Regions from separate parts of the Homo sapiens genome. Here region 1 is linked to region 2. Evidence: chromatin loops called from intact Hi-C (ENCODE). Cell type or tissue: B cell. All regions are shown on one strand. Links, peaks and the distances in the headings refer to the core of each region. The heading gives the core; the rest is flanking DNA.

Evidence for each region. Hi-C counts contacts between places; a loop is a spot of excess contacts. Peaks named below come from ENCODE experiments on the same cell type or tissue, not always from the same donor. Only the 100,000 strongest peaks of a DNase experiment are listed, where the experiment ranks them.
Region 1: a loop joins it to region 2, with 10 times the contacts of the local background. A loop is called at or near these places in 3 of 110 quality-filtered maps.

What each region holds. Positions count from the first base shown.
Region 1 is chr3:186,527,259-186,539,658 of GRCh38, forward strand. CRYGS (crystallin gamma S) reads right to left here. Exons shown (of 3, transcript NM_017541.4): 2 at 12,097-12,339; 3 at 11,185-11,710. The coding sequence ends at 11,438. Among named protein-coding and RNA genes, the nearest start is that of CRYGS, 11 kb to the right of the region's middle. RefSeq lists a silencer at 5,778-5,837 and an enhancer at 6,804-6,873. In B cell, for the core only: no CTCF peak of the experiment used is centred there; DNase peaks (open chromatin) are centred at 5,613 and 7,053; H3K4me3 peaks cover 1,776 bases; H3K27ac peaks cover 2,630 bases; H3K27me3 peaks cover 798 bases.
Region 2 is chr3:186,147,216-186,159,615 of GRCh38, forward strand. DGKG (diacylglycerol kinase gamma) reads right to left here. Exons shown (of 25, transcript NM_001346.3): 25 at 1-2,973. The coding sequence ends at 2,875. Among named protein-coding and RNA genes, the nearest start is that of ETV5, 44 kb to the left of the region's middle. In B cell, for the core only: no CTCF peak of the experiment used is centred there; DNase peaks (open chromatin) are centred at 4,286, 5,326 and 5,906; H3K4me3 peaks cover 885 bases; H3K27ac peaks cover 1,847 bases.

The DNA of each region.
Region 1 (12,400 bases), core at 3,192-11,191, 380 kb after region 2:
GGGTGCATCCAAGTTTGTAACTTACAAAGAGGAATAACTATCATAGGAAATGAACCCTTATGACTAATAGCAGTCACATTACTTGAAAGCCAAGTCAGAATCAGAGGTTTGCCTGAGAAACATGGAGCAGGATGAGGGATATTAGAGGACTCAAGTGTCTGACAGCTAGAAGCTTGAGTCCATCAGCAGTAGGTGAGTGTCCTGCTTGCTCCTGCCCAAGGGACAGCGACATCTAAAGGCACTAGCCAAGGCTTCCTCTTTCAGGAACAACACCTGGACATACCCACCTACTCATCCAACCTTGGTCCCCAGGACTCAACTTTTCTTATATTCTGTGGCTGGCCATGCCCCTTCTGTTTTTTGACTTGTTTCTGCATATAAGACATTTTTTGCTTCCAATCAGGATACAGTAAAACTGGAAGGATGGGGAGCCTATCTGTCTTATTAAGATGACTTTGAGGATCTCTGCTATATCCTTGATAAGGATACTTGATAACTTTAGGTCTTCAAGAGGACTCTTGTTTCTTTAAATTCCTAATGTATCAGTACTGGCAACAGTACACAAATAACCTGACACATAGTAAGTGCATGATAAATGCCCATTTAACAACAAACATTTACCCCGGTGATATGTGGGCAAAAGACACAGTCCTTGACCTCAAGGAGCTCACAATCTAAAGGAGATGAGAAACAACTACTCTGGATACTATGGACTGAGAAGCGGTGAAGCTGGAGTGTCACAGGAGCACTGAAGAGAGGTATGTTGTCAGAGAAGCCCCTGAGGGGACATCTAAGCTGTTAAAAATGATAAGGAGAAGACTCACAGAAAAAAAAAAAATGTAGGGAGGGTTATTCCCAGTGGAAAACAGCATGACACCCTTGGAAAATTATGTGATTCACTGCAAGTATATTCGATCGGAGGTGGGAGTCAGGGTACTGGGGGAGTGGAGAGCTATGAACCTTTGTGCCAGGTGGAATTAAGGGGCCCCTCTGCAGGCCTTAGGCTTTCCCAAGCCCCTTCCTCCAGCGGCGCTGCAGCCCCTTGCATTAGTCTGTTTTCATGCTGCTGATAATGACATACCCTAGACTGGGCAATTTACAAAAGAAAGAGGTTTAACTGGAATTACAGTTCCATGTGGCTGGGGAAGCCTCACAATCATGGCAGAAGGCAAGGAGGAGCAAGTCATGCCTTACATGGATGGCACCAAGCAAAGAAAGAGAGCTTGTGCAGGAAAACTCTCCCTTATAATAACCATCAGATCTCACAAGACTTACTATCACGAGAACAGCCTGGGAAAGACCCACCCCCATGATTCAATTAACCTCCCACCGGGTCCCTCCCACAACACATGGGAATTCAAGATGAGATTTGGGTGGGGACACAGCCAAACCATATCACCCCTCATGCCTGCTGGATGCCTCTGTGTACTGTGTCATGAAGTACATATGTCATGGTCCAGGAAGTTGGGATTTTGTTTGGCAAACACTTGGAACCCAGAGGATTAGAAGGGTTTAAATTAAGGATTTGACACACTCATGACTGTGTTGTAGAAAGAATGCTCTGAAGGCAGTGAGGTTCTTGATTTTTGAGGAGTGACAGAGAAGGCTGTGAGACCTGTGGGAGGACACACCAAGTACGTGTGCAGAGGCACAAGGCAGAGAGGCAGAGGATGGAGGATGGCTTTGAGAAATCCACAGAGGGTGGATTGGACAGGATTTTCTAACCAGCTGGATATGAGAGAAGAGAGGATAAGGACAGGATGATGGCTGGATCTTGAAGCTAAGAGAGAATGAGTCAGGAGAGGTAGATTTGGAAGTCATATGTAGGAAGAGAGGAAAGCTAAATCCATGAGAGAGTCAAGCGTGAAGAGGACCAAGAACAAAATGTCAGGGAACCCTGATATATTCAAGACAGGAAGAAATGTGCTGCAGTGGGGAGGAAGCTGAACAAACGTCTTTCTTTTCTCTACTAAGTAGAAGGTGGAGGTATCTGTGGAGGCCAGGCCATGTGATGGGGGGGACTTGGGGAGAGTGAGGAGGAAGCAGCTGCTGCTGAGAGTGGGTGAGGAAGCTGACTGGGGACATAGAGGAGGACTGCCAAGCACGGGTTGTTTTCTCCTGCCCTGACAGCTGCTGTCAGTCAGGGGACCAGATGGAATAATGAGGTAAGATTCTCCCAGCACAGAAGCTACACCCTGGGAGCAAAGCAGGTACTTCTAGTAAAGAATTTATTCCTCTGAACCACCAGAGGGCCACTGGTGCCTGATGGAGTAATTTGGTTACAGGAGTGTAGGAAGAAACTGTGAGATGTCCTCCCCAGTTACGGCCAGGAACAGGTCCTCCCTAACATTTGCAGACCTGGAGCAAGAATACAAACGGACGCCCACATACGCGACGTCTAAACATTTAGAATCTGTAAATTAAGCTATTCCTAGTGCCAGTCTGCATTCCTAGCTTGCAACCCAGAGGCAAAAGGAGCCAAGCCCTCCCCTAGGCCACCCCTGCTAACTGTGAACCTGGGAGTAGCTCAGATCTGCTGGGACAAGATGGCGCTAAAGCCGGACGTGGATTCCAGGACTCCCAGCTGATGACCTTCTGAACCCAGGATAGAAACTAACACAATCAAGATCCCCAGGAAGCCAAGGCAAATAGGTTTCACTTGTCATTTTCTCAACTCAGGATTTCCAGGTATTTCTAAGGACCTGCCAAAACTCCATCACTGGAGCAGAGAGAGGGGAAAGAGCACAGTTATCTTGGGGAAACTAGCCTGGCTATACACCCACTTTGGGTGGTTTGAAGCAACTATAAACCATAGTAGCCTTTCTGGAAACAACTCAATGTCCTTTAACTAGTGAATGGTAAAACATAATGGAACCAGCCTGACCAACATGGAGAAACCCCATCTCTACTAAAAATACAAAATTAGCCGGGCATGGTGATGCATGCCTGTAGTCTCAGCTACTCGGGAGGCTGAGGCAGGAGAATTGCTTGAACCCAGGAGGTGGAGGTTGCGGTGAGCCAAGATCACGCCATCACATTCCAGCCTGGGCAACAAGGGCGAAACTCCGCCTCAAAAAAAAAAAAAAAAAAAAAAAAAGAAAGAAAAGAAAAGAAAAAACAATGGGATACATCCATACGTACAGTAGAATGTCTACATACAGTAGAATAATACTCTAATAAAAAAGAACAAACCACTGTGCATGCAACAACATAGATGTATCTAAAGAGCATTATTCTAAATGAAAGAAGTTAGACACAGAAGTCTACATACTGCATGATTCCATTTACATGACATTAAAGGCAAGCTATGGGGAGAGGAAACAGATCAGTGATTCCACAGCAGGAAGTGAGGGGGCAGGGACAGAGATTAACTGCAAAGGGACATAGGGAGTTTAATTGGGTGATGAAAATGTCCTATGTTTTGATTGTGTTGGTAGTTAGCCAATTGTATGCATTTGTCAAAAGTCAGCAAACCAAACACTTAAAAAGGGTGAATTTTATAGTTTGCAAATGATACCTTAATAAAGCAAACCCCTCAAATAAGTAATTAGTAAGCAATTGATCAATCAATCAGACCCTCTTTCTCTAGTTTCCCAGAGAAGAGGCTGTGATTTTCTCCTTTCACCCACCTCCCTACTTGAGCATTCAGATCCGTATCCCCTAGTCTACAGAGTGTATTCCAGCCCATTGCCCTCTCCCATAATTTCCCTTCGCCCAACTGGTTACCAAACCAGACAGAGAGAGACAGAAAGATTTAGACAGGAAAGACAGAAAGTGTTTTTTTATTGTAGATTTTGAGATATGTAGGAACCTCCCCAAGGCAGAGAAGGGCTCCTCTTCCCAGGGCCTAAGGACAGTGTGAGAATGTCACTGCCTGAGAGAATCTGCTTTGATAAATCTAGGCATAGGTCAACTTTTAACATCCTATGGATTTTTCTCTCATTTAACACACAACTATTTGATAACAGACATTCTATGAACACTGAATTTTTGTTGAAATTTTGAGTGTACATTTTAAAAACAGTCCCATGGTCATTTAAAAGTGAATATTTTCCCCTAATCTACTGGTTGTGCAAATTTGAAATTTTTCCTGATTAGATTTGCTTAAAAGGAAAGGTGCCTGAAGAGTATGCCCCGAACCTCCATTGTGCTCTGCAGATCTGCCAAATTCATCCTTCCACTATGGCAGGACCCAGACAGAAACCAGAGAAATGGAGGGCAGGAGGGCAAAAGATCAGCAAAACCATGGATAAATACATTTATTATTTTTTTAATCTAACTTTAAGTTCTGGGATACATATGCAGAACATGCAGATTTGTTACATAGGTATACATGTGCCATGGTGGTTTGCTGCACCCATCAACCTGTCATCTAGGTTTTAGGCCTCATATGCATTAGGTATTTATCCTAATGCTCTCCCTCTGCTTGCCCCCCACTCCACGACAGGCCCCAGTGTGTGATGTTCCCCTCCATGTGTTCATGTGTTCTCATTGTTCAACTCCCACTTATGAGTGAGAACAGGTGGTGTTTGGTTTTCTGTTTCTGTGTTAGTTTGCTGAGAATGATGGCTTCCGGCTGCATCCGTGTCCCTGCAAAGGACATGAACTCATTCTTTTTTATGGCTGCATAGTATTCCATGGAGTATATGTGGCACATTTTCTGGATAAATACATTTCTATTTGTCTTCCAGGTGCATACTCATAGACATTCACACTTTCCCCCAACTCTAGCACTCCACTTCCCACTTGTATTTCACTAACATTACTTGAAACCATAGGGTCCACTGAAAGCATGCCTTAAACTTGTGTGAGGAAAATGGCTTTCTTGAAATTGTCACATCACAGAGAAGACTTTTGGCATGAACCCCCATCACACCAACAGGCTGGTCTTAAATATGGGGGTCTAGAAAGTCTGTAATCCACCTGAAAGTCACAGAGCCTTTTCTGTGATTCAATTTATTCATGAGTAAGATGGGAATAATGATAATTATCTCCTGTTTCTCACATAATCATGGTGAGGGTCAAATGAGGTATCGTATGTCAAAGAGCCTTACAAACTCTGAAATAGTATGTGCAAATATGAGCTGCTGCTAAGTGGCTGCAAGACACAGTGAGTGTGGCAGGTAAATGTGACTCCCTCACAACTGCTAGCACCTCTGGCCTTTAGGGAGGCCCCAAAAGCTTATGAGTGGTTCTAATTTATAACTAACTTGCAGGTAACCCTCTTCCCCCTTCTTTCATCCTTTCCTCTCCCCCTGCTCACAGAAACAGTCTAAAGATTCATCTTTCTGTCCTGAGTGCTGGATCCTGGAGTACTAGCCTAGCCAGGGTCACCAGGTTCACTGTGAGCTCAAGCAAACCATCCAGTGTGTACCCAGAAATTGTGGAGGTCAGCACTACAGCCAGGCCCCACCATTGTTCTGGCCCCACGGTTCAATGGACAGGCTAATGTGGCCTGTTCAGGGGGGTGGGGGCATGAACAATAGGAATAAATCTCTGCCTGCTGTGTCCCAGAAGGCAAAGTGCTGGCAGTATTTCCCCTGAAAGCTAATCAATTCCAGAACCACTCAACCAGGGTCCTGAGACTCACAAAGGGGCACACTGGTGCTGGGGAAACAGGACCAAAGTGAAAGGAAATGAGATCATTTAGGTGAGATAAGACCAAGTGGGCAGCACAGGCCTGGCAGAAATAGAGTGAGGAGATTAACTTCCCCTTTCTGTGCAATCAGCTACCCCCCTCAGCTGCACAGAGCTCTCTGGCTCTCCTGTACTCCCTACCACTACCTCCCCTCCCCTCCCCTCCCCAACCTCCTCCCCTCCACTTACTCCCAGAAATGATCTCATAAAATCATTGATTATTAACGCAGAGAGGGGTTGGAGAAACAAACAGCCCTCTAGTTCCCAATCTGTTTACCACAAGGGACTCCTCTTAGGTCTCCTCCTTCCAGAGATTCCATATTTTAAAACAGCTGCCTTTATTCAGGACCTGCTCCTTTGGGTCATTCACCGGGCTAAGGACTTTTCTCTTATTATCTCATCTAACGCTGCAAAGTAGTTATAACTACCTCTATTTTACATATGAGAAATCTAAGACTAAGAGAAGTATGTTTGCCCAAATCCTGCAACTAGAAAGTGGGAGAGGTAGAATTCGACCTAGGTCTGTATTGTCTTTAAGGCCCTGCAGGCTTCCAGCATTTAATAAATAGCTCAGGTGCCCAGCAATTATACTTCTAGGTATATACCCAAGATAAATGAAAATACATCTCCACATAAAAACTTATACACAGTCCGGGCACAGTGGCTCATACCTGTAATCCCAGCACTTTGGGAGGCCAAGGCAGGAGGATTGCTTGAGGCCAGGATTTCAAGGCTGCAGGGTGCCATGATCATGCCACTGCACTCCAGCCTGGGCAAAAGAGTGGGACCCTGTCTCTGTTTAAAAAAAAAAAAAAACAAAATAGCCAAAAGGTGAAAACAGCACAAATGTCTATCTACTGATAAATGGATAAACAAAATGTGGAATTTCCATACAATGGAATATTATTTGGTCACAAAAAGAAATGAAGCAACAACATAGGCCACAATATCTGTGAACCTTGAAAACATTTTGCTAAGTGAAAGCAGCCAGTCACAAAAGACCACGTGTTTTATCATTTCATTGACATAAAAGGTCCAGAATAGGCAAATACATACATACAGAAAATAGACTCGGACATCTACAGAAAGTAGTTCTTCAGGACTGAGGGGCTGGGGAGATAGATAAGGCAGTGATCCCTAAAGGGTACTGGGTTTCTTTTTGAGGTGAGGAATATGTTTTAAAATTGCCTGTGGTCATGATTGCATACAGACAACGGTAAGGATACTAAAAACCACTGTATTGTATGCTTTAAACAGGTGGATTTACGACATGTGAATTACATCTCAATAAAGTTATTTAAAAAGAAATAGCTCATTCTATGATAGACAAGTTACCATGGTTCCGTCTTGAAAGTTGAGAAGCAGAAGTTGCACGGTACAGTGGAAAGAATGAGAGCTTTGGAACCAATGACCTCAGACAAGTTGTTTAGCCTCGTTGAGCCCCAGTTCCTCATCTGTAAACTGGGGTTAGTAAGCCCCAATCTCACTGTTTTTACAGTATATGGGGAAGCCCCAGCCTCTCCTGTTCTAAAATTGCCTGACTTTGAAGTTTGAGGCTTGAAGGAAGAGGTAAAGGTGTGAGGTGTCTGTGGACAGAAAAGTTTCCCTTGCTCTGAAGTCACGCCCATGAGGGATTCTCCTCTCCTGTGTGTGCCAGAAGCTGGTCACCCAAAGCTCAGTGATTAGCTGCCCTCTGTCTCCTGAGGAACCTCAGAGAAGAGAGACAAAAATAAGGGAGACTTGCGTGAACTCTAGGGACAATTCTGCTGGCTGTGGAAATTGCTGGGAGCTAGAACCAAGGGAGCTAGAACCAAGGGAGAAGCTTATGGGAGAGCTAAGAAAAGGCTGAACTCCCGTGATAACAAAAATATGGCTCTTTTTCAAGGTAGTAGGATGGGTTGGACCATTCTGATATATTTCTTCCCAATTATGAGGCATCTGCCAAAAATGCAGAAATGCTTTTCTGAAAACAACTAGGGGGTAGAAACAGGGATTTAAAAAGCTAGACAAGTTAAAACACACACACACACACACACACACACACACACACACACACAAAACTGATAATAGCAGTACTTTACTACTCAGAAACAGTACTAATATGACAACCATGGTGGTAAAGAACTGGTGACCCTCATTATAACATAGATTTCATACTTGCAAATTCACCCACTCCCTCCAATTTCATTGTAATCGCAAAATCACTAATCGTGGTGCTCTTGTGATCATTTATGGATATGAGCAGAGCAGTGAAAAATTTGAGTCATCCAATGAGTATATTCCCAGCTAAGGTCGAACAAATGCTCCCCCTTCTTGTTTCAGCTCCCATACTGTAAACAAGTCTCCTTTCAACCCATTTAGTGTCATGCTTTCCGCATTGCACTGTTCTTCGTTGGTAATTTCACTGTTGAAAACATCCCCAAATGTAGTGCTGAAGGGCTGTCTAGTGTTCCTAAGCATGAGAAGGCTGCGACGTGCCTTACTGAGATACCTGTTAGATCATCTTTCTTCAGGCAGCAGTTAGAGTGCTGCTGGTCCTGAGCTCCATGTTAATGAATCCACAACATATATTCAAGAGTCTTTAAAGAGAAACACATATGAAAAAAGTTTATGCATTGATCAGTTGACAAAAATGTGACCAGAGGCTTACAGGAACTTAACCTAGTATTTTATCTAAGAGCAATAATTCAATATTTGCAATTCAGTGTTTGAGGTATTTTTATGGAGTATAATTACAGAAAATAATGAGAATTAACTGTATATGCTACATATTTTTCACATATTATCTCATTTTAATGCCCACAGATTAGGTGTTATGTTAGTTTCACAGAAAATTGAGGATATACATGTTAGATTATGTGACTTAGAGCTAACATATGGAAGTGGCAGAATTTGAATCCATTTCTGTCTAACTACCCAAAGAGGAAGAGAACTCTTTAGCCCTTTGACTGGAGAGTTGGCTCTTAGGGAAAGGTAGCCAGTCATCCATATCAGGGCTGGGCCACAGGGAGAGCTGAGCTTAGTTAAGAACAGCATAGATCAGAGAAAAAAGATGAAAGAACTGAACATAATCCTCCAGCTGTAGTCTGCACTGGTCAGACTACATACAGCTATGACAGTGGGGAGAGAGAAATGACCATTAGCTCGAAGAGAGGCACCAGGATGGTGAGGAGTCTGGGAGCCCACACATGAGGAGAGAAAGGATGAAAGAAACAGGCATTGCTCAGTGTAGAAATGCCAGCATGGAAGCAAACTGGAGGCATCTTTAAATACCTAAAGAGCTATATCCTATGGATGAAAACTAGGATTGCAGGTTGAAAGCTTCAGGGATCAGATTTTGGCTCAATCTAAAAAACAATTTCTGATATTCAGAGCTGTCCTACAGCCAAGATTGGAAACTGGTGGTCCACAAGCCACATTCAGATGCAGATGTATTTTGTTGGTGTGTAGTGATTTAAAAAAAAAAAAAAGTATTTAAATGCCCTTCTATTGGGGAATGTGCTCATTTTCACAGCTTGCACCACTCTCTGCTCTTAGCCCCATGTCACTCCTGTGTAACTTGCCTTGTCCTTGAAGTAGGGTTGTCAGATTTAGCAAATAAAAATATAGGATACAGTTAAATTTGAATTTCAGACAAATGACAATTTCTTAGTGTAAGTATGTCCCATGTAACATTTGGGACATACTTATGTTTATTTTTCTATCCCAATAGACAGTGAGCTCCATATATGGGAATATTCAGAGACTTGTCTTAGAGAAATTCTTGTGATGGAAATAGGGTTAAAATGGTTTAAGGGTGCCCTTGCTTTATTTTATTGAGATCCCCCATTTCAGAGCGATAAAACAATAAAAGGTAGGGGGAGATAACTGAATTATCAGGTGCTGTTCTGGGTGTGGGTGACAGGTAAGACACCAGCTTCTTGTCCTAACAGCTGAATGTTCTACCAAAAGAGCTGGGACTGACTGATAGATAAGGATATAAAGTGTTTTTGACCTCTAATATCAATTGTTAGTCAAATTCCTTTTAAGCAGAAAGTTGATTGGTGTGTCTGCAACTGGAGAAAATGATAGCAATCTCTTTCTGGACCAAGGCATGAACCAGGAGGCATGCAACACTCCAAAATAATAATCCTGCTTTTATCTGTCAAAAGCCATCTTCTACTTCTCTGAAACTGTGGTTAGTCATCCTGACACTTCTTGTTTTCCTACCCTGCTGCCAGAACTGCTTTTCTAGTTGAACAGACTGTGACCAACTCACCAAAGAACATGGCAAGCAGTTGATATGAGAAAAGAGACTGATACTAACTTACTTATCACAGCCTATTTCTTTGGCAAAAAATCAGTGGATTTCTGAGGTCACTTCCAGAAATTATGCCTCTAAAAGTAAGTGTCAGTAGTCCTTGGTCATCAGCTAGTTTTTTAATGTCCTCCTGCTGGTGTCTGGGGAATTAGAATGTTTGTGTTGGATGAGACTCCAGAGAGCATTTGGCTCAACTCCCTTGTTTTGGAGATAAGGAAAGGTAGCTTCATGGTATGGTGGCAAGATCCAGAGCTGATGGCTGCAGTCAGCTCACAGGCCAGAGCTCTTTGCAGCTCAGCAAATGGCCTCCCATTCCTTCTCCATTTGTCAGGTTTCCCTCCCTTACTTACACCCACTTTTTTCAGTCTCTCACTTGAAACAGACAAAATGACAAAAGGGAGGGGAAGATAACAACATGAATAAACATATTTTGGGGTGAGTATGCACTGTGCACTATAGAGTATACACAAGGGAAATTTAGCAATTCTAATTTGTCCTTTTGGGGAAGGCTCCTAGATGACAGGGGCTTTGCTATCTCATTTACAGATGGGTGCATTCTGCATATCCCCAGGTTCACTTGTATGTTCACTAAATACTCCTGGCCATACTGTTTCCTTCTTCATTCTTCTCTTCAAGATTAAATAAAATCTCAGGGGTTACTCAAAGCAAGTAAAACTTGATAAAACTCCATTTCAACTATTATAATGTAGGGACACTTTTAATATGTCCTTTCTTTACACAAAAAATCTAAACTTAGGATTGAGAAGTAACTAACATAGCAGGCTTTAGATCTTAAACAAGGACTTCAGATGGCTTATGGCTCCACCATTTTCAAATAATAACCCTATTTTCACTGGCTGTTCTTGATAGACACTCTGTCCCCTCAACTGGAACATCAGAGGACCCCGTCTTTTCTACCTTTAAAAATTTTCAGGGGCTTCTACAGACACTATATGCACAGATCTCCAGCCAATGTGTTGAATGTATGTGTTAGAAAGCAGAACAATGACTTTGGGAGCAGAAGTAGCCTGGACTGAATCCTGGCTCCTCCATCCACCAACTGGTGAATTTGGGCACATTTTAAATTTCTCTCAGTTTCCTTATTTATAAAATACCGAAAAACTACCTCTCACAGGGTTGTAAGGAGAAAATGAAATAATGTAGGCACTCAATAAATGGTAGCAATTATTACTGTGCCTGTTGAATTAATGCAAAACATAAGCTAAAGGAACCACCACATGTCAGTATGACTTTCTAACCTTTTAATGAGATCTCATTTTGTTTGGCACAAAGATCTAGATTGGTGATCTGGCAGATGGGTAGCTTTGTGTGACTGCCCACTGTGGCGAGCACTGTATTGCTGGTCCCTAGAAGCATTTAAGGAGAGGCATTATAGTCAGCAGTGGGATGCATGCCAACTGTTTTATTGATGATGCCTATTTGGACCACAAGGCCAGCCAGCATTTGGGCCCCAGGAAGAATATGGCCCCATTCATGTCATTACTCCACAATGCGGCGGAAAGACTGGACAGCTGGGGAGGCTGCACCCCAATCGATGGGCTTCCGGTACTCCTTCTTGTCCAGGAGGTACTGCCTGCCACGGTAGTTGGGTAGCTCATAGAAAATCCAGACACCCTCCAGCACCTTACAGGAGTGGATCTCTCGCATGTGAAATTGCTCCATGATGGAAGGGCAATCTTCGGTGGTTTCATACATCTGACCACTAAAATCCCCTTTCTCAAAGATCTGAATCTTATACTGGCCTCCACTAGGCTGAAAAGACACAGGAGAAAATGAACAGAAACCATTATGGAAATCACCAGCAGGTCAAGAACTTAGAGAACAGTATTGCTCAGAACTTATCACCTTGAAAGCTAGATGATCTGAACTCCCATCTCACCATGTACTGACTAAAACAGCTAACTTTCAATAAGAAAAAATTAATTCTTCAAAACACTCAAGAGGCAGAGACAGCACCCTGGAAATTAGTGTAGTCATTCTAGTGATGAGCTGCTCTAAGATGTTACTCAAGCCTCAGCAGCCAACAAGCAGCTACTCATTAAGAGGTAGAGAAGACTCAAGAAAATGTTCACCTAAAAGCAAGAGAAAGCGGACAGAGGGCGTGGGAAACAGAGGGAGTACACAGTCCCCAGACTCACCAGATGAACAGCTCTGCAGGAGCTGAGGCGGTCGTTGAGGCCCATCCAACGCTGGTATTCAGGGTACTCTCCCTGTGGTAAGATGTACATGTACCCAGCAAAGTTGGGCCTTTCATAAACAGCCCAGGTGCCTCCTTCCACTTTAATGGAGTTGCAGCGACTTAGGTATGTGTGGAAATCTGCACAGTCGCAATCACAGTCATAGCGACGGCCTTGAAAATTTTTGTCTTCATAGAAAGTAATCTGAAGTAGAGGGCCAACAGAGAAAGAGCTGAGGAGCTGGGTGGCTTAATTCACAGATAAA
Region 2 (12,400 bases), core at 1,820-9,819:
TTTTATTGCTGTTGGGGTAGAAGCATGGGGGGCAGGTGAGAACATGTTTGTAGCATGGCCAGAATCAGAATAAGATAAGAAATAAGGGATTAGGTTCTCCCCTGACTAACCATGTGGCTTTGAGAAGTCACTAAACCTCATTAAGCCTTGTTCTCCTCATTGAGATCGAGATAATAATACCTTCTCTGCTAACCTCAGAGGTTGCTATGAGGGTCACTATGATGAGGGACTCCACCACAAGAAACCACAGTCATAGTGTTTAAAGGATGATTTGCAAGGCACGATTAAACAACAACACAAGATTTACTAAGGTTACCAAACTGGAAGTGCAATTCCACTGAAGTTGTTATACTCCATGCCTCTAAGAAGGACTTGGGATATGTCTCTCAAGCAACATTGCAAGTCCTGTGCACTAGGGTGCAGCAGGTAAGGGCCATTTTCTGCACTGCCCCTTCATGAGACCTGTGAGTCTCTGAGAATCAATTTCACCTGTTGATAGTGCCATGTCTCAATAGCCTCAATCTTGGGGATCATGGCTGAAACACATGCACGAACTTCTGTAAATGTCTTAGAATCAGTGACCCCAAACCTGAACCTGCCTCAGTTTCAGAAACAAGTGGCTTCCAAGATAGTACCTGTAGTAATTCTGGAGCTTGTTGGTCCCATCACCAAGAATACCATCATTAAAGATATTCTTCAGGTGGCCTGGTTTTCCCCTTACTTAGCATTCTGCACTGTTAGGTTGAGCAGAATGGTCCAAGATCTTGCTCCTAGGTGGTCCTTCACAGTTAAGTGCCATTTGTACACACAATCTTAATATTCCCTTCTTTGTCCAAAGCTCCTGTCCAATGCAAGATTAGAGGCAGCTCAGTGGAACGATATCAAGTGGGTCCAAGTTTCCACTGATAAATCTCAGAGAGGGATGGAGGCCCAATGAAGCTCTGCATGGCCTTGCCCTTGGGAAAGGATGGTAATGCTGGCACTTGCTGAATGAAGCCCACTGAGCTCTGCTGAGACCCCTCTGTCCTGGCTGGCAGTATCTTGCAGAAGACGCCTCAGTCCTTCTTGTGACTCTCCACTGAGGTCATCCCTGCAGCCAAGGTTGTTTCCAAACTAAGAGACTATGATGACCATGATGAGGTGACATGTGGAGAGTTCAGTCTGATGATCTGTTTAGTACCTTCGATCTCAGACCAACTTCTTTTCCATTCAGGTCAGAGAGAACCTCTGGGAAGCAGCATGAGGCGCTCGTTTTCTTGTGTGGGGATATCCCATCCACGCATGTGCTGTACGTTTGTTCCTCCCTGGCAACCTGGATCCAAGTGGACTCACTTTTCAGTGACCAGAAATGACCCTACTCTGAGATGTGTGGGTTCTTTTCTCCATTAAATATCTTTGTAACGGCACCTACTCTCAAGCTGCATTAGCCAAGACACCATGGAAAAGTCTCTGAACTTTTCTGAGACTCAATTTTCTTATCTGACAAATGGGAGAGTAAATCCAGCCCAGCAGGTCTTTCATGCTTGTTTTGAGGATCCAGAATAGGAGTTCTCGGTCTCTTCGTTCATAATAGGGAGCTACTTTCATTCCCCTTAACCCTTGTGATCACCACAGGGAGATGCGTCCTGACAATGAAACGGTGGAGTGGGGGAGTGAGAACCTTCTTTTTCCTTACCACTTTCTGTCTCATACTACCTATGTTTTTTTTTTCCAATGAGGAAAAGTCCATCAGTAAATAAATATTTATATATATATATATATAAATATATAGGCTAAATATATATATATACACGCACACACACACACACACGCGCGCACACACGTTAAGACCATCAGAAGGTCCTTCAGGTCATACTCTGGGAGTGGTGAGTGCAAAGAAGCAGGAGGGAACCGTCTCCTGGTTTCCCCAGCAAAGTTCCTTCCTTCCCATCTTTTCTGCCTTCAGGAATAGTCTGCCACCAGGGCTTGGAACTCAAACAGGAAACACGCTTTGGCTTGAAAAAGAAAGAAGCTGGGGGTGGTTTTTTTTTTCCTTCCCTTTTTACACAATATTATGACACCAATTTGAAAAATAAATCCCAGTTTCTCCGCTCTCCCTCCCAGGTGTTCACAGAACTAAGAAAATAAATACCACATCTAAGGTGTGCTATGCAGGCAGCTCTGGGGGCTCTTGGAGCCGCCTCTAAGCAAACATGTAGACACCAGGAGAAGGTTCCTGGAAAATAACAAGTGCCCACCGACGGCGCAGAAACCCAAGAATGGAAATACAGCTTTCCACAGCCTTTCTGCCTCTTCAGCAGGTTCACGGAGAAGTTGTCACTCAAAGGACGACCAAGAAACCAACGTGCGCCTGCTGAGCCCTGCCAAGGATTATGCTCTGAGAGCCGGAGGCCGTTTTGTCTCTGTACAGAGGGAACTTTGTGCAAATTCTCTGGAACCAGAGCTCCTTCCCTTGGCCACATCTGATCTCACCATAGGCAGGAAACCTGCAGCCTGCTCCTCGCGAGCGTCCATGAGGAAACTTGCAGGGCTGGTAGAAAGAAAGGGGGATTTCCCTTCAGTCTCAGAAAATTCTGCTCAAGGCCTGTGGGAATGTGGAGGTTGCTGCCTAAGCCAGCCACAACCTCATGGGCCCTAAGTCCATTCAAAATGTTTTGTTGGCACTGGCTCTGTTAGGGGTGTACCCACTGTTGAAACAGAATGTATGGCAAGGTGACGTTTTCTTCCCGAAGGGTGGCTTTGCTTCCACTGGTTAGAGAAGAGTGTGTATGTGTGTGTGTGTGTGCATGTGTGAGTGTGCACATAAATTGTGTGTGAGTGTGCATTATAGTTTCTTGCTTTCTCTCTTGGTTTAGCTGGTGTTTGGCACACTGTTTAGTCTTTTGAACGGCTCTTCCTTCTCAACGAGAAGAAGCTGCTCTTCTGGGGAGGCCCCATCATCATGGGCGCTTGGTTCTTGTGAGTAATTTTAATCTAAAAGCAAAGAGGCAGAAATGAATTAGTGGCATGCAAATCTCAGTAGCCTAAGGGAGAGTGAGTCGCAGAGAAAGGAAAGGCCAGCTTCAGGATGGAAGGAGCCCCATGCAGAAGGACAACTGTCCTTGAACGGCTTCAAAATTGGCAACTTGACCCTGACTGGGCCTGGAGTTTGGCACGGCTGGAAGTGAGGGGCGGAAGCACTGGGGAGAGACAGGTGTGAGCTTCCCACGTGGTGATCAGCTCACACCTGTCTTGTGTTCTTGGTATTCACAGACTCTCAGAATGTCACAGCCAGAGGAGACCTCAGGGACTCAATCGACCCCTCTGCAGGAGCCCATTAGAGTAGCCTAAGTTCACAAACAGAGCAGCAGCACAATTAGAGCCCAGTTCTTCAGATTCCCAGCCTCCATTGCTCCTGGTCATTCCTGCCAAGGCAGTGCTGAGATGTCAATCAAGTGACCGAGGCTTTGGTCTGACCTCTGACCAAGCACCATTATGTGGAGAGTTCCCAATTGAGTGCCTTATGTATTTCCTCTTTTCTTGGCCTTCGAGGGAAGACCCCAAATTCTTTTTAAAACTTTTTTTTCTTTAAATTTTAGGGTTTATAAGTGTTTCCTCCTGTAAACTTTAAGTCAATCAGAAGTGAAAGACACTGATGTATTCTCATTTTTGCCTTTATTCCCAACCTTATCCTCAGGTCATGGCTTTGAAATAGTTAATTCCTACCTGAGTGTGGCCTTGCCACCTTAATAATCTACATTATCCATCCACAATATTTATTAAGTATGATAATGCTCAGAGTAGGACGATGAAGTGGGAACAGGAAGCAATTAGAATTCAAAGACCTGGGTTTGAGTCCAGACACTTCCACTTCTTTGCTGTGAACATTTAGATGAATCATTGACTCTTCAGAGCCAGTGCTTACTGAACTGTAAATGAGGAGGATAACATTTGTCTTATTTTCCTCACAAAGATCAAAGAATAGATTGTCAATGAAAGCCCACTGTAAACTGTAAAATGGAAAGTAACAGTTAGTAAAATCCTTGTCTTATGGAGAAAGAGAAGGAGAAAGATGGATGTCAAAAGAAACAGAACCTATGAACTCATTCTTGTGGTTTTTACCACATTATAGGAAATGACAGTGTGACCGCAGGGAACAACAGAACTCTTGAACACAGAACCATCAACGAGTTTAAATCAATGTCGGCTAAACCAAGTGGTGTCCAAAACAAGGTGGGCATGGAATGAGAAAAGTCTGATGGGAACAAGGAGGAAAGAATTTTAAAATCTGAAGGAAGGAAAGGAAATGTGTTGATGAAAAGGGAGTGGGTAGAGAAGTCACAGATGAGCAGGTTGAGTTCAGGGCAAACTATGAGAAATGTGGTCATGGACACAGGTGGGGCAGCTGGTGTGGGGTTTTAAAGGGAGGCAGAAAGACTGGGTTCACATGAAGAAATGAGGAAGCATGAGAGATGGCATTCTGTGCTGGAGAATAACATGACACAAAAGAAAAGAGTTTGAGGGAAATTATTTAACAGCTGTTGTCAAGGTGAGCTGGGGTAGTGAGTGCCTGGCTAAGAGGGCACTACTGTAAGCCAGGTTTACATTGAAAGGGCTCCAGGAACTGTAATCCCAGCACTTCGGGAGGCTGAGATGGGCGGATCACTTGAGCCCAGGAGTTTGAGACCAGCCTGGCCAACATGGTGAAACCCCGTTTGTACTAAAAATACAGAAATTAGTTGGAGGTGGTGGCAGGCACCTGTAATCCCAGCTACGTGGGAGGCTGAGGTAGGAGAATCACTTGAACCCGGGAGGCGGAGGTTGTGGTGAGCCAAGATTGCACCACTGCACTCCAGCCTGTGCGACAGAGAGAGACTCCATCTCAAAAAAATAAAATAAAAATAAAGGGCTCCAGGAAATGGAAGGGAAGGATAGAACCAGAAGACACTGTGGACAATTAGCATAACCTGGTGCTAAAAGCTGAAAATGATCCTTATGTTGGCTTCCACCAGCCCAGAGACCTAAAAGGGGAGAGAGTCTCTGTTTTTTGATAGTCACCAGAGGAGAAAACCGAGAATGCATCAACATCATTTTGTGCTGTGTGTCTTATTGTGGGCATTATGTTTATCCCAGGACGCACGGAAGCGAGGCATAGGCTGGAGACTGGAGACTCGGACAGCACTTATCTGTGGCATGCAATGTAGCATTCTTTGTTCCCCTGTGGAACACGTTTGTGGCATGTTCCCCTGTGGTCAGCCTTCTCTCACTCCTGATCTCCCATGCCCATGAGGGGAAGGACTTCAGCTTATTCACCACGGCACTCTCTGAGCCAGTGCAGTGCCTGTTCAGGGTACAACACACTGTGGAAGTACTGACTGATAAGCCCTACGTGCTGGCAGTGGAGATGGCTCTGTTGGAAGCAGAGGATGGTAGCTGGTGCCTACATTTCCCGCTGGTAGAGCCCCTCCCCCACATTTTTTTATTTTTGAGACAGAGTCTCGCTCTATCACCCAGGCTGGAGTGCAGTGATGCAATCTCGGCTCACTGCAACCTCCACCTCCCAGGTTCAAGCGATTCTTCTGCCTCAGCCTCCTGAGTAGCTGGGACTACAGGTGCTTATCACCATGCCTGGCTAATTTTTTTATTTTTAGTAGAGACGGGGTTTCACCATGTTGGCCAGGATGGTCTCGATCTCCTGACCTCATGATCCGCCCGTGTCGGCCTCCCAAAGTGCTGGGATTACAGGCACCAGCTGCCGCGCCCGGCCTTTTTTTTTTTTTTTTTTTTATTTAGATGACACAAGACCCTTGCTTCTCTTTTTTATCCCTTTAGCTGAGCTATTTATTTGCTAGTTAGTACCTCCAGGGCACGGAAGAGGAAGTAAAACTCAAATCTCTCCTGCTTGTTTTTCAGCGGTTCTGACAAAGGTCTTGACAGGGTAGGAGTCTGGGGCTCCTGGGTAACATAATATTTTGGTCAGCTTTGTGGATTCTATTACTATAGAACCGAAAGAAGTATGAAATCATATCCTCATTTCCAGTCAAAGAGATATCAGTCCCTTACCCTCAAATTAGGGGCTAGCAGGTAAAATAGTTATGATCCTATTTTAGGAGGTAGTTGGATGTGGCTAAGCCTGCCTTTTCAAACCCTGATAGAAAGAGGTCATCCCACGTTTCTGTAGTTAGCACCCAAGCTTCTTTGGTAATTGGGCGAGTCAGGCCATTAACTAAAGTCTCCATGATTTTCTTAAAAACTATTCACATCACTGACAGCACCTGGCCAAGTGCTAAGATCAGCAGCTTAGTGCATAGTTTTCTGTTTGATCACAGAGAGAATTGATACACTAGACTCTTGCATGATAGTTCGAAGTTCACAAAACTATTACAGCATGTAATTTCCCCTTTAAAATAGAATAAAAATGTGAACTTCACTAGTGCTGGGGATTGACTTTGTTGGGGGCTGTTTTCTGCAAACCAACACATTCTTATTACTTCAAGAGAAGCAAGAGATTGAGGGACTTCTTCCTGAATGTTGCCTTCTCAGGGTGTGTAATTCAGATAATGCCTAGTAAAATGGCCAATAACCTGAAGTGTGAACCCTTCCCAAACCATTTGAAAGGTGTCTGAGGGGCCAGGCGCGGTGGCTCACGCCTGTAATCCCAGCACTTTGAGAAGCCCAGAGGGGCAGATCGCATGAGCGCAGGAGTTCAAGACCAGCCTGGGGAACATGGTGAAACTTCGTCTCTACAAAAAATACAAAAATTAGCTAGACGTGGAGGCGCGCCCTTAGCTACTTGGAAGGCTGAGGTGAGAGGATCGCTTGAGCCTGGGAGGTCGAGGCGGCAGTGAGCCGTGTTCTCGCCACTGTACTCCAGCCTGGGTGACAAAGTGAGACCTTGTCTCAACAACAACAAAACAACAAAAAAGAAAAGTGTCTGAGGTCTGCTGTAATTTGAACTGGAGATGCATAGAAAGGCACAAATCTGGAAGGTCTCAAATAGTCTCTGCGATATTTTAAAAGTTAAAGAAATATGGTGAGCCTAAGGGAGGAGGAAGGTTTGCATGGCTTTCCGGTCTTAGTTGTTTCCGGGCTCTCCAAGATCCTAGAATGTGCTGCTTCCTGACAGTGTTTCCTGCCATCAGAGGCCTTCGAATGTAAATGGACAAGGCCAGGCGCAGTGGCTCACACCTGTAATCCTGGCACTTTGGGAGGCCGAGGTGGGGCAGATCACCTGAGGTCAGGAGTTTGAGACCAGCCTCGCCAACATGGTGAAATCCCGTCTCTACTAAAAAATACAAAAATTAGCCAGGTGTGGTAGTGGGCGCCTGGAATTCCAGCTACTTGGGAGGCCAAGGCAGGAGAATCACTTGAACCTGGGAGGCACAGGTTGCAGTGAGCCGAGATCGTGCCATTGCACTCCAGCCTAGACAACAGAGCGAGACTCTGTCTCAAAAAAAAAAAAAAAAAAAGAAAAGAAAAAGAAAAAAAAAAGAATGTAACTGGACAATCAGGTTTTGCAGAGGGTGGGGAAGAAGTGTGGGATTTATTGATGAGTTGGGAAGTTCAACTACGTCATTAGTTCTCAAAGTGTGGCTCATAGGCCAGCAGCATCAGCATCACCTTGGAACTTGTTAGAAATGAAAACTCTCTGGCATCCAGACTTACTGAACCAGAAAATCTGGGATGTGGCCCAGCAATCTGTGTTTCAGAACCCCTGTAGGTTATGTAGATGCATACTCAAGTCTGAGAATCACCAGACTAGATAAGTAGGATCATCTTTGACTTTGAGATTCTGCTATCGTCTAACTCTGGGAGAAGATTCTGAATTTTGAGGCTCAGATTATGCCACCTAACTGTGATGGTGAAGCACGAGAGATCATCTTACAGTGTAATAATAATGAGACAAGTTTCCCGAATAAATATATATATATGTTTGTATATACATATATAAACAAATATGGGCTTCTGTTTTTGTTTTATTTTGGTTTTGTTTTGTTTTTGTTTTTGTTTGGTTTTGAGATGGAGTCTCGCACTGTCGCCTGGGCTGGAGTGCAACGGCGTGATCTCGGCTCACTGCAACCTCCGCCTCCCGGGTTCAAGTGATTCTCCCGCCTCAGTCTCCTGAATAGCTGGGATTACAGGCACCCACCACCATGCTCGGCTAATTTTTTATATTTTCAGTACAGACGAGGTTTCACTATGTTGGCCAGGCTGGTCTTGAACTCCTGACCTCGTGATCTGCCTGCCTCAGCCTCCCAAAGTGCTGGGATTACAGGCATGAGCCACTGTGCCCAGCTGAAACCTTTCCCTAAATGTTGGGCATTTTAAGGAAATTTTTAGGAAATTTCCAACTTTTTGCAATGATAAGTAATGTAGACGTGACATTCTTATATATCAATCTCTCTGTATTTCTGGTAATCTGTATTTTACTTAGAATAAATTCCTAGAAGTATATGAACAATTTTTAAAAGTGAAAGTAAATGAACTAGATCAACGTATATTAATATTTATAACAGTTCTTGACACATGGGTCTACATGCTTTTCAGAATGGCTGTAACTGTTGATACTCTTGCCTCACTGTATGAGTGTCCTGGTCTCCCCATACCCTTGACAGCAATGAATATAAAGACAAAACAGCTGTGCTAATTGGTCAGTGAAACATGGCATGCCTTTCTCACTGTTTTAATTTGAAAATCTTTTCTTCCTTTTTTAAAAACTTGTGATATTAAATATTATTTCATAGATTTATTAGCCCATGACACTTCTTCTATGAATTCTCTGTTCACTATTGCATTGTTAGTATTTTTTTTTTCCGCTGGATTCTAATAGCTGGTTTCTTTATACCTTGTGAGAATTAACCTGATCTTTGGGATAGCGATTGCAAACATCTTGTCCTTAGTCTTTCGAAGATTCTATATTGATTTTTGACTTGTAGAAATTAAAATTGGTTAACAGTCAAATATGTCCCTTTTTCCTTAGAAAATCCCTGCCCCCAGTGTAATTATGATCATCTATTTTTTTTCTGGTAGCTAAGAACATTTAATACTGTAATTGAACTGGGGGGCTTTTTTTTGCTTTGGTTTTGTTTTTGGAATATAGTTTGAGGTGAGAGGTTCTATATAAAGACATTTTCTGAAACGCAATTTCTTGGATATCATATGCTAAACAGTTCATGCCTACCTAATTAGTTTATAATCTTTCTCTTTCCTTCATTAGTTTTTATGTATACTAGGGTTTCTCAAGGCTTGCTTCTGTACTATTGATTTATCTATCCATTATCATGCCAATAGCATGTTATTCAAATTATTGTGGCTTTATAATTATTTTAATATCTTGCGAGAAGTTATTTCTCAGCGTTCTTTTATAAAACATCCTAGAAATTGCATTGTTTGTAGAGTTAAAGAAACAATTGCATTGGGATTTTGGGATCCCTGTTCAGGAACATGGGATGTTCTGTGTTCAAATCCTTTTTTTTTTTCTTTATTGGTTAAATCTTATAGTCATCTTCATGCATTTTACACAGTTCAGTTTAGTATTTTATGTCTTTTATTGCTTATATAATGATATTTTAAGCTTTAATTATATCCTTTGAATTGATTATTGCTGGTATACTATTAATATTAATGCCGGAAAACTTAATATTTGTCCATTTTTTCTATAGGGTTTTATTGAAGTAATTTATCCTTTGAGGTTTTCAGTTTATTCTATTAGCTTTTTATGTTCATAATCATACCACCTACAAATAATGACAGTTTTGACTCTTTTCCAAATAATTATATTTCTTTTTCTAATTATATTTTCTAATTACATTTCTTTTCTGCTTCAAGTATATATTGCATTGGCTAAAATTTCCAATGTTAAAAATACATGTCTTGTTCATGATTTTAGTGAGAATTCCTCTAGTGTTTTACTATTAAGTAAAATATTGGTTATGGTTTAACATATATTTAACAAAGGTATTCATTAGTAGGGGAGAAGCTTTCTGATCTTAGTTTTCAGGAGTTTTTATCTTTAAAAATCAGAAATGTTGAATGTAATTGAATACTTTTGGGTCATCTATTTTATCATGTAGTTTTTCTATTTAAACTAATAGTAGAAGACTTTCCTTTGTTCCTTTAATATGCTCATAGGGGTGAATGATTCTTTTAATACATTGTTCAATTCTACCTACCAATACTTTTAACTAGAATTCTTATGTCATATTTATATATAGTCTATAGTCTATAGTCTTCTATTTTTAAATGTAATTTTTGTTAGGTTATTGCATGTCTTCATTTCATAAAATGGATTGAGTAGCCTTCCATCTTTGTCTGTACTATGAAACAGTTCACCTAAATACGTATTTCCTAGTAGTATGGAAGATCTCACCAATAAGGCCATCTGTTTTAAGATCATTTAGTATGTAATTCTTTGAAATAATTTAGTTTCATTAATGGTTACCAGGATTTTCATTCATCTTCTTAAGATGTTCAAGTTCATTAGAATCAAGATGATTGTATATTTTGTTTTACAATTTTTTTTCTTTTGAGACAGAGTCTCACTCCATCGCCCAGGCTGGAGTGCAGTAGTGTGATCTTGGCTCACTGCAACCTCTGCCTCTGAGTTCAAGCGATTCTCATGCCTCAGCCTCCCGAGGAGCTGGAATTACAGGCATGGGCCACCATGCCTGGCTAATTTTTGTATTTTTGGTACAGATGGGGTTTAGCCATGCTGGTCAGGCTGGTCTCAAACTCCTGACCTCAAGTAATCCTCGTGCCTCAGCCTCCCAAAGTGCTGGGATTATAAGCATGAGCCACCACGCCCGGCCTTGTTTTATATTTAAATAAAGCCACGGACACAGTTATATTTATATTTTTATATTACATTTATATTTTTTACCTTTTAATATGTTTGATTCCTTTCTCTTTTAAAAATTAGGTTTTCAAACATTTGACATATTTTAAGAACTAGTTCTAGAGTTTCCTGTTTTTAGTTATTTTCTTCTTTTATCTTTATTATTTTCTTCCTTCTGCTTCTCCTAAGATTGTTTTATTATTGCTCTTCTAATTTTAGTATTATTCATTACATTTTACTTCTTTTTTATATGATGGAAGATTATGAGGCTTTTAATTTACTTCCAAATATAGTTTAGGCTATATTCTATAATTTTTAAACTGGAGCCTTCTTATTTTTGTAATTTTTTGAGTAATCTACCATGGTGGCTTTGATCTCCTCATAAATCTCTTGTTGTTTAGGAGAATTTTTAAGTCTCCAAGTGACTAAATTTTGTTTATTCACTTAATCTTCTATTAGTAATTTCTAGCTTTATTACTTTGTGGTCAAAGAAAATGACCTTTATAATTTCTGCAACTGGATTTTATGGAGCTTTTTGCCTTGTAAACTAGTTTATGATCTAGTTTAATAAATATGAATGCCTGAACAAATATGATATTTAATTTCTTTATGAGTTATAGAGTTATTTCATCCAAGCATTTATTTTTTTGCTACTTAACCTCAAAGATGGAAACAAATATTTTCAAGCTTCTCAATATCTGTCTGTCAATTCTATATCAACCTTTTCTCAGAATATGTATTGATAGTTTTTTATATATTTTGATTCTGTTATTAAATATCTAACATTTTATGACCACTATATCTCATAATTGAATGTACTTTTTATCAAATAAAAAATGTGTTTACTTATTCTGCTTTATGCTTTAGGCACATGGAAAGGTTAGTTTGCCTAAAATTAGCATAATTAACATTACTATGTCTTCCTTTTAATTTCTTTATACCTGATAAAGGATAAAATAAGATATATATTATATATACGTATGTATAACCTTTCATTTTAGATGTATCTTTTGTAAGAAGCATATATTTGGATTTTCATTTTTAACTCAATATGAGAGTATTGATCTTTTAATAGGGAATTTTAACTCATCTATTTTTCTTTTATATATATATTATATATATACAGTCTTAACATCATTCAACTTGCTTCAAAAAATTTTTAAATGTTGGCTTATTTTTTGCTTTCTATCCTGTGCTACATTAATAGGGTTTATATATTTTAAATTCTTCCAGATTTGAAAGGTGTGCACCCTATTTTTAGTTTCGCTAGTGATTGTCTACCTATTAAAATTATCTTCTGATTTATACGTTTTGTCATCAAAGTGAAGAGAGACAATGAGAAACTTCACATATCTTTACTATTCCTTCAGCAGTGTCTCCTGCATGTTTTTGGCCTTTGTTAATATAATCTCAGGTTTGGGATACAGGTTATTAATATTTACATGATATGTCTTCTCTTTCAAAGAATGATTTTTTGCCATTTGCATTTATTGCATAAACATATTTAGCAGGTTTTTGGAAACTTCATTCTAATTTCACTGGTTTCCATTTTTACCAAAAGTTCTTTTGGGCTGTGATAGTCCATTC